Regions from separate parts of the Mus musculus genome. Here all the other regions are linked to region 1. Evidence: chromatin loops called from intact Hi-C (ENCODE). Cell type or tissue: heart. All regions are shown on one strand. Region 1 overlaps Bcl7a (B cell CLL/lymphoma 7A). Region 2 overlaps Wdr66 (WD repeat domain 66). Region 3 overlaps Wdr66 (WD repeat domain 66).

Evidence for each region. Hi-C counts contacts between places; a loop is a spot of excess contacts. Peaks named below come from ENCODE experiments on the same cell type or tissue, not always from the same donor. Only the 100,000 strongest peaks of a DNase experiment are listed, where the experiment ranks them.
Region 2: a loop joins it to region 1, with 2.0 times the contacts of the local background. A loop is called at or near these places in 7 of 42 quality-filtered maps.
Region 3: it touches region 1 in a loop (2.1-fold over the local background); 7 of 42 quality-filtered maps call a loop at or near these places.

The regions. Positions count from the first base shown.
Region 1 is chr5:123,349,266-123,351,765 of GRCm38, reverse strand. The region is part of intron 1 of Bcl7a (B cell CLL/lymphoma 7A); the gene reads right to left. Among named protein-coding and RNA genes, the nearest start is that of Gm15860, 5.4 kb to the right of the region's middle. In heart, a CTCF peak has its summit at 1,283 (motif pointing left); a DNase peak (open chromatin) is centred at 1,201; H3K27ac peaks cover 1,024 bases.
Region 2 is chr5:123,284,328-123,286,827 of GRCm38, reverse strand. It overlaps Wdr66 (WD repeat domain 66), which reads right to left. Exons shown (of 21, transcript NM_001370840.1): 10 at 395-589. Among named protein-coding and RNA genes, the nearest start is that of Wdr66, 32 kb to the right of the region's middle. In heart, a CTCF peak has its summit at 1,445 (motif pointing left); no DNase peak of the experiment used is centred here.
Region 3 is chr5:123,297,438-123,299,937 of GRCm38, reverse strand. It overlaps Wdr66 (WD repeat domain 66), which reads right to left. Exons shown (of 21, transcript NM_001370840.1): 15 at 2,403-2,500; 16 at 1,308-1,471. Among named protein-coding and RNA genes, the nearest start is that of Wdr66, 45 kb to the right of the region's middle. In heart, a CTCF peak has its summit at 1,220 (motif pointing left); no DNase peak of the experiment used is centred here; H3K27ac peaks cover 17 bases.

The sequences.
Region 1 (2,500 bases):
TAGCCCTGGGGCTAAGACAACAAGCTTTGATCACACAGATATGGCTGGAATCCCAGCTCTGTCCTTGCCGACTGACCGAGGCCCCTGGGAAAGTCACTTGGCCCACATAAGATTCGTGCTCCCTTCCCTTCTGGGATCCAGAAAGCAAGCAAGCACCCGACCCTCCTGGCAGCTCCCCTTCAGAACAGTTCATGGGCATGGGGGTGGGGAGTTGGGTGGGCTGGGTGCTGAGAAGTAGGCTGAGCCTGGTCTTGTGAGGACAATTCCTTGTACCTGTCCTTCAGTCAAGGCTCTGCATGGACCCCTGGTCTCATGAACCCCTGGTCTCTAAACTCCCACAGGATAGAAGCCAAGTGCCCAGTTGAGAGAGACAGGCTTGCAGATGAGGAGGAGGAAAATACAAGCAGTGAGAAGGAAAGGGGGCGAATGGCTTTATCAAGGATAATAATTATGCCCTCCCCAAGCCACGGCCATTTTCTATAGACTATTACTATGGCCACCAACTTCGGTTATATGGTACCATTTCTTGCTCTAGATATTTAGAGGCCACGTACCCGGAGAGGGGTGAACACACAGGGGCAGGGCTGGGGTTTGAACCCCAACAGTCTAGGCTCCAACGTGGCCATCTTAGGGAGGCAGCCTCAAGTCTTACTGAGTTTAGCAAGTAACCCAGCTGATTTGGGAAGCTAGAGCTGGGGAGTCAGGGCTGCAATCTCAATTCAATACAACAGTCCCACTGCTACGTAGGACTACAGTTATGAGGACCTTGGCTTCTCCACCCAAACCTAACCTATGGACTTCCCCTCATTTATACTGTGATACATTATAGTCTCTGCCATGTCGCCACTGAGCCTTTCAGGGTGGGGGTGGGAAGCAGAGGCAAACACACTCAAAGACAACCATAACCAAACCATACACTTCCCACCCACCAACTGCCACTCAGGTCTCCATGATCCTGTTATCACTGACACCCTGGCTCGCACTGTTAAAGGAAACCGACCATGTGTAGTTCCATGTGCCACATGCCAAGCACCAGGCCCACATACTCTCATGTTTACATGACCGTCTGTGGCAGCAGGCGTCACCTTCTCCACCCGACAGATCAAGGAAGTGAGACCTGAGGAGGTGAACTCAGAACTCAGTGAGAATCCAAACCCTCGGTGGCATGGCCTGCTTTCCAAAGGCCCCGCCCACGCTCCTTTTAGCAGGGGAAGCTTGAAGTGAAGACAGATGTCTGTCTCTCTCCCATCCCTCTCCTGCCTCCTGGAGGCAGAGCGAGCGAGCGCACAAGCCACAGGCCCAAGCTTTTACTCTCCACTCAGGATAATCAGAAGGTACTTGGAGGGACAAAGTTATTACCAGGAATGACCTCAGTGACAGGTAGAGACACAATCCTGATGCCCCTGTGTCCTAGAGGCCGAGCTATACAACCCTTCTCTGAGATTAGTAAAAGGACAAGAGAGGAACACACTGTACAGAGGAGAAAAGAAGCAGTCCAGAAACTTTTAAAACCTAAACAGCCAAAAGTCACTCAATATATACCAACAAGGGCTGGAGAGATGGCTCAGTGGTAAAGAGCACTCTTCCAAAGGTCCCGAGTTCAAATCCCAGCAACCACATGGTGGCTCACAACTACTCATAATGAGATCTGACGCCCTCTTCTGGTGTGTCTGAAGACAGCTACAGTGTACTTAGATATAATAATAAATAAATCAGCCAGGCGTGGTGGTGCACACCTTTAATCCCAGCACTTGGGAGGCAGAGGCAGGCAGATTTCTGAGTTCAAGGCCAGCCTGGTCTACAGAGTGACTTCCAGGACAACCAGGGCTACACAGAGAAACCCTGTCTCGAAAAACCTAAAAATGAAATAAAATAAAATAATAATAAATAAATCTTTACCAAAAAAAAAAAAAAAATATGTACCAACAAGGTTCTGACTAGCTTCCTTAGTCTGAGCCCAATTAAATCAACCAAGTAAAAAAATCTGAGTGTGTTATTATTATTATTAATAATAATTTAAGTAATTAACTTGTAACATAAGGCCACAGTTCAGGCTAGAAAGCATGCCAGAGCTTTGGGCCTTCCAAGGTGACAGGAACAGAGGTGAATGTCTGAAGTACCAGGCATTAGGGGCTACCAAATACACACTGACTCCTTCTTCCCCAGCCAATGACCTCCTCACTGGAGTACAAAGCACTATTACTAGGTATGGACACTGATGGGGGAGGGCTTGGGAGCAGAGGCAAGAGTTATGAACTTGACCTTGAGAGCTGGGGGGTCACAGTACATCATTCTAGTACCCCGAGATCCTGAGAGATTCCTGTACCCTCGGAGACTTAGGCAGGATTGTTAATTCTAGGTCCCAGGTGTGGCTCTAAACTACACAATGAGATTAATAATAATAATAACAACAACAACAATAACAGGGTCTGGTGAGACGGCTAAGTAGGTGGTGGATAAAGGCACTGGATAACCTGAGTTAGATGCTCAGAACTGACAT
Region 2 (2,500 bases), 65 kb after region 1:
CAGATAATTCAGTCTTGAAATGTTATGGCTATTAATTACCACAACGCCTTTAACCTCAGCGGCTAGGACAAGCTTAGCTCTGAGAAATGAGGCTAACCCACAGCCAAGGACTCCTCCAGGCGCAGTAAGAGATGAGAACCCAGGCATAAAAGCCACCCAGCTTCCAGTTACTCCGGCTTCTAGATAGTAAAATCCTCAACAATTAATTTTTTTTTAAAAATCTAATACTAAATGCAGCCACGGAGCTGTTTCTAAGACTAACTAGGAAGGTGCGTTCCCTCAATTCTATCTCCTAGGAACAAGAGACACGCTGGTTGGTTGCACTGCACGCAAACTGAAGGGGGCACCAGTCATTTCTCAGCCGTCCAGATGACTAGATTCACTAAGGGCTCACCTGACAACGAAAAGGTCGCCTCTTAGAGTGCAGTCTGTGGGGAGGTTGGACTTCTCGGTTGGCAGGCTTGGTATGGTTTTTGAAAAGGACAGAGTCCTTATGGCGCCCAGTTTGAAGTTGCTGTACCAGTTGACCACGGAGAGGGTGTGGTCGTAGAACTTAATGTTGCCCTTAATGTCACCGGTGACAATGTAGCTGAAATAGAGAAAAACACCAGGCTGTTCCATAGTGCTCATGGCGAGATCCATCCACGGAACGTCGTCTAACTGTGGCAGACCCTGGAGCCCATGTGTTGTGACGTTCCATGCAATGCTGCCCAATGAAGCGGCCTTTACTGAAACACCATTTTACATCTCCAAGGCTAAAGAGAAGTTAAGAGATCTGCTCAAAACCCAGCAGTGGTGGCACACGCCTTTAATCCTAGCACTCGGAAGGCAGAGGCAGGCGGATCTCTGAGTTTGAGGCCAGCCTGGTCTACAGTACAGAGTGAGTTCCAGGACAGCCAGGGATAAACAAAGAAACCCAGTCCTGGGGGGGGGTCTTTTATTGTAAATATATAGCAAATACCACTTATACCTATCTGGGCTCCATGTCTACAGTACACGGGAGCCCAGTCAGCGTTGCCTAACGTAAATGGCATGTTCTTACCATGGATGGGTGACTGACTCACAGTCACTGCCATATAACGACAGGTGACCATGGAGAGCGATCCAACAGCTCTCCCACATCACCGAGGCTGGGCAGTGGGACACGGTCTGCTTTCTAGGAAGACTCTGCTGTTAGAATCATCATAAAGCCACACCCTGTCATTCACAGGCAAAGACAGCGCCGGGGCCAGCTGACAATGTGGCTTTTATTTCTAGCCCTCCAATCCATCCTAGGAGAGCTTTTTTTTTTTTTTTTTAATCTTTTTAAAAGAATTCTAATGACAGAGGGAGAAAGAGTAAATTTTCTCGGATGTCAGGCAAGCTGATTAAGTGAGATTTCTGATTAATAAGCAAGGCAGGTGGGCAGAGTAATTGGCTAGGGCTGTCTTTACTGGCCTCTGCTGGGCAGAATCAGCATTGCTCGCCCAGTGTTTGTGAAGCCCTCTAGTATGGGAGAGTGGGAAGTTAGGCCTGGTCTTCAAAGCCTCTACCCTGAAGCTAACTGAAGGTCGAGTGTAGCATCCATCTATGCTCTAAAACGTCTTCTCATGCCTCCGAGATGACGACTGTACACCTCTTTGTAAAGGCACGCGCAGATGCCATGACTGTCCAGCGCCCCTGCGGCATTGCGGGAAGTGAATGGGCTCAGCAGAGGCAGATTGTACGGTGGCTCCCGCCATAGGGCAGCTCCCAGGAATGTTTCTAACACACTAATGATGGCTGGTTTGTCTTTTTCTTTAACCTAGGGCTCCACATGTTCTGAGCAGTGTACATGAAACCCTTACAAAGTTATTGGGGTGTGGGCAGGAGTGCACAGCGTGTGCGCGGCAGGTCAAAGGATAACTCCGGGAAGTCAGTTCTCAGCTTCCTCCTTTACGTGGGTCCCAGGGACTGCGCTAGAACCCTCAGGTTTTCATGACCAGTGCTTAATTCAGACCCAAGAATTGCACATTTACAATATGAATGGTGGGGTGGTAGACCACGAGCTAAGGGAACTCTTAGGGATTCTCGGGAGCATGAGGCAGGAAGACAAGCTTAGGATCAGAACCAGCTACGTAATGAGACCTTGTCTCAAGAAGCCATGCGAAACAAACAAACAAACAAACAAACACCAAAAACTCCAATACAGAATATGTAACTGTTATTGTGCAAGCAAAATAACAAAACTATCTGAGTTCTATTTTTTTTAATTATTTTAGATTTTGAACAATGGTTATGCGCATGAGAGTTTCTGCCTACATATAGGAATGTGTGCCAATGTATGCCTGGTGCCTTCAGAAGACGGTGCTGGATCCACTAGAAATGAAGTTATAGATGATTGTAAACTACCCCGTGGATGTGAAGAACTGAACTCTGGTCTTCTGCAAGAGTAGCCTCTTGCCATGTTTTCTTAAATTTAATGTATGAAATTGGGGGGTATGAAACAGGTTTTAGTAGCACATGAGAGAAAGAGATAGCT
Region 3 (2,500 bases), 52 kb after region 1:
CCACTTCACAGACAGAATCTAAGGATCAGAAATATTAAGAAAACTGCCCAGAGTCTAGAGCAGAGACTCCAGGCTATACTGAAACCCTCATCTCTTTGACATTAAGGTCCCTAATATTCTTGATTCTTTTTGTTTGTTTGTTTTGTTTTTCGAGACAGGGTTTCTCTGTGTAGCCCTGGCTGTCCTGGAACTCACTCTGTAGACCAGGCTGGCCTCGAACTTAGAAATTCGTCTGCCTCTGCCTCCCGAGTGCCGGGATTAAAGGCGTGCACCACCACTGCCCAGCCTCTTTATTCTAATATTAATGTTCTGGCTGGGGTTTGTGTGTGTGTGTGTGTGTGTGTGTGTGTGTGTATGAACTTGACACAGGCTGGAGTTATCACAGAGAAAGGAGCTTCAGGTGAGGAAATGCCTCCATGATATCTAGCTGTAAGGAATTTTCTCAATTAGAGATCAAGGGGGGAGGGTCCCTTGTGGGTGGTGCCATCCCTGGGTTGGTAGTCTTGAGTTCTATGAGAGAACAGGCTGAGCAAGCAGGGGAAGCAAGCCAGTAAGGAACATCCCTCCATGGCCTCTGCATCAGCTCCTGCTTCCTGACCTGCTAGAGTTCCAGTCCTGACTTTCTTTAGTGATGAACAGCAATGTGGAAAGTGTAAGCTCAATAAACCCTTTCCTCCCCAACTTGCTTCTTGGTCGTGATGTTTTGTACAGGAATAGAAACCCTGACTAAGACAATCTACAAGTTTAGAATGTTCCAGCCTTACATTAGGCAGAGCAGGTCTCCTCTCAGGGCAGGGACGGGCAGAGGAGCCGAAGGCAACAGAGTCATCCTGACTGTTCCTGTAATGCCCATGCTGGGGGTGGCCTTGGTCTCTCTGGTCAGGGTGACTATGTGCAGATACTGAGAACCACTTCCTGGAGCCAGGTGGAGCCAGGTAGAGCCAGGGACATTCTCGCCCAAGCTGGAAATTTAGAGTGTGGCCCAGGAAACTGCACGGCAGCCTATGTCACCAGGAAGCATCCTGAGAGCCAGGTACTGTTTAGTCCTAGCACAACACAGGGCATGTAGCAGGTACTCTGAAACCGGTCTGTTGTAATCAAATGAAAAGACAGGGTCTAAGGGGCAGAGCAAAGGCAGTTAAAAGTGTTCCCTGTGGGTGGCTCACAATGACATTAACTCCAGCTCCAGGGGATCCAATGCCCTCTTCTGGCTGCCTCAGGAACTGACATGCATATGTACATATTCAAACACACACACACACAAGTCTACATTTCCTTATGGGGCCAGGGTATGTCCCTTCACGTACCCTAAGTTAATTTTCCACTGCACCACTGAGCGATCTTGGCCTCCGGCTGTGAAGGCAAAGCGGCCATCATAGGAAAGGGCCATCCCAGCCACCCCGTTTGGGTGGCAAACGATAGCACATGTTTTGTGGGGGTTGCCGTCAACTGGTAAGATCTGGAGTCCAACCTGGAAAGGCATGTGGAGACAGATAATAAGCTTTACCTCCAGACGCTGGTCCTGTACATTCACACATCTGGGGCCATCTGTCAGAGATGGCTTTAACATGGATATATATATATATATATATATATGTATATATATATATATATATACATATATATGATATACATATCCAATATACATGATATACATATCTGATATATATATGATATCTGAGATATCTATACATGTATATATGTATATATATGCAACTGTTTTGTATAACTTCCATGCAAATTAGATTTTTCCCAGCCAATAAAAAGAAAGAAGAGCATCCTTTGGAGGGCCATGAATTGTCACTGGGAATCTTTGAAAACTCAGCTCAGAAATATCTCCTAGGGGCCCGTGAGATGGCTCAGTGGGTAAAGGTACTTGCTGCCACCACCACCACGCCTGACTGAGTTCCACCCTGGGGGGTAGGGGGGACTCACAGGGTAGGAGAGAACCGACTCTTGAAAGTTGTCCTTTGACCTTCACATGCGTATTGTAGCACATACGCACTTACAAACACACACACACACACACACAAAATTAAAACAAAAAGAAACGCCTTCCAGAGCCTTTCTCACTAATCTGTGGCTATTTTCAGAATGGTCAACGACCCCTATGGAGGTAATTCTGTGCAGCAGAACAACTAAGGGCCCATGGGTCTTATTGTCTGTTCTATTATTAAATGCATTTATTAGGGAAGGGACATTAGTGCCACAGGGGTGCACATTTGGAAACAACTTTCCCAAGTCAGTCTCTTCTCTTACTGGGTCCCAGGGTTCTGACTCAGGTCGCCGGAATAGGCGGTAAGCTCCCTACTGGTCCAGCGATCTCACCGACCCCGGGGTGTCCTGCTCTTTAGACCCAGTGCATAGCCATCTTGCAGGGGCAGAAGAGGGAGGGCTGCTACCTTGTCCTTGTTAATGAACACCAAGTATCGCTTCTGCAGCTCTAGCGTGGATTTTACGGGGAGCACCTGCGCATGCTCAATAGGCGACCCATACGCCG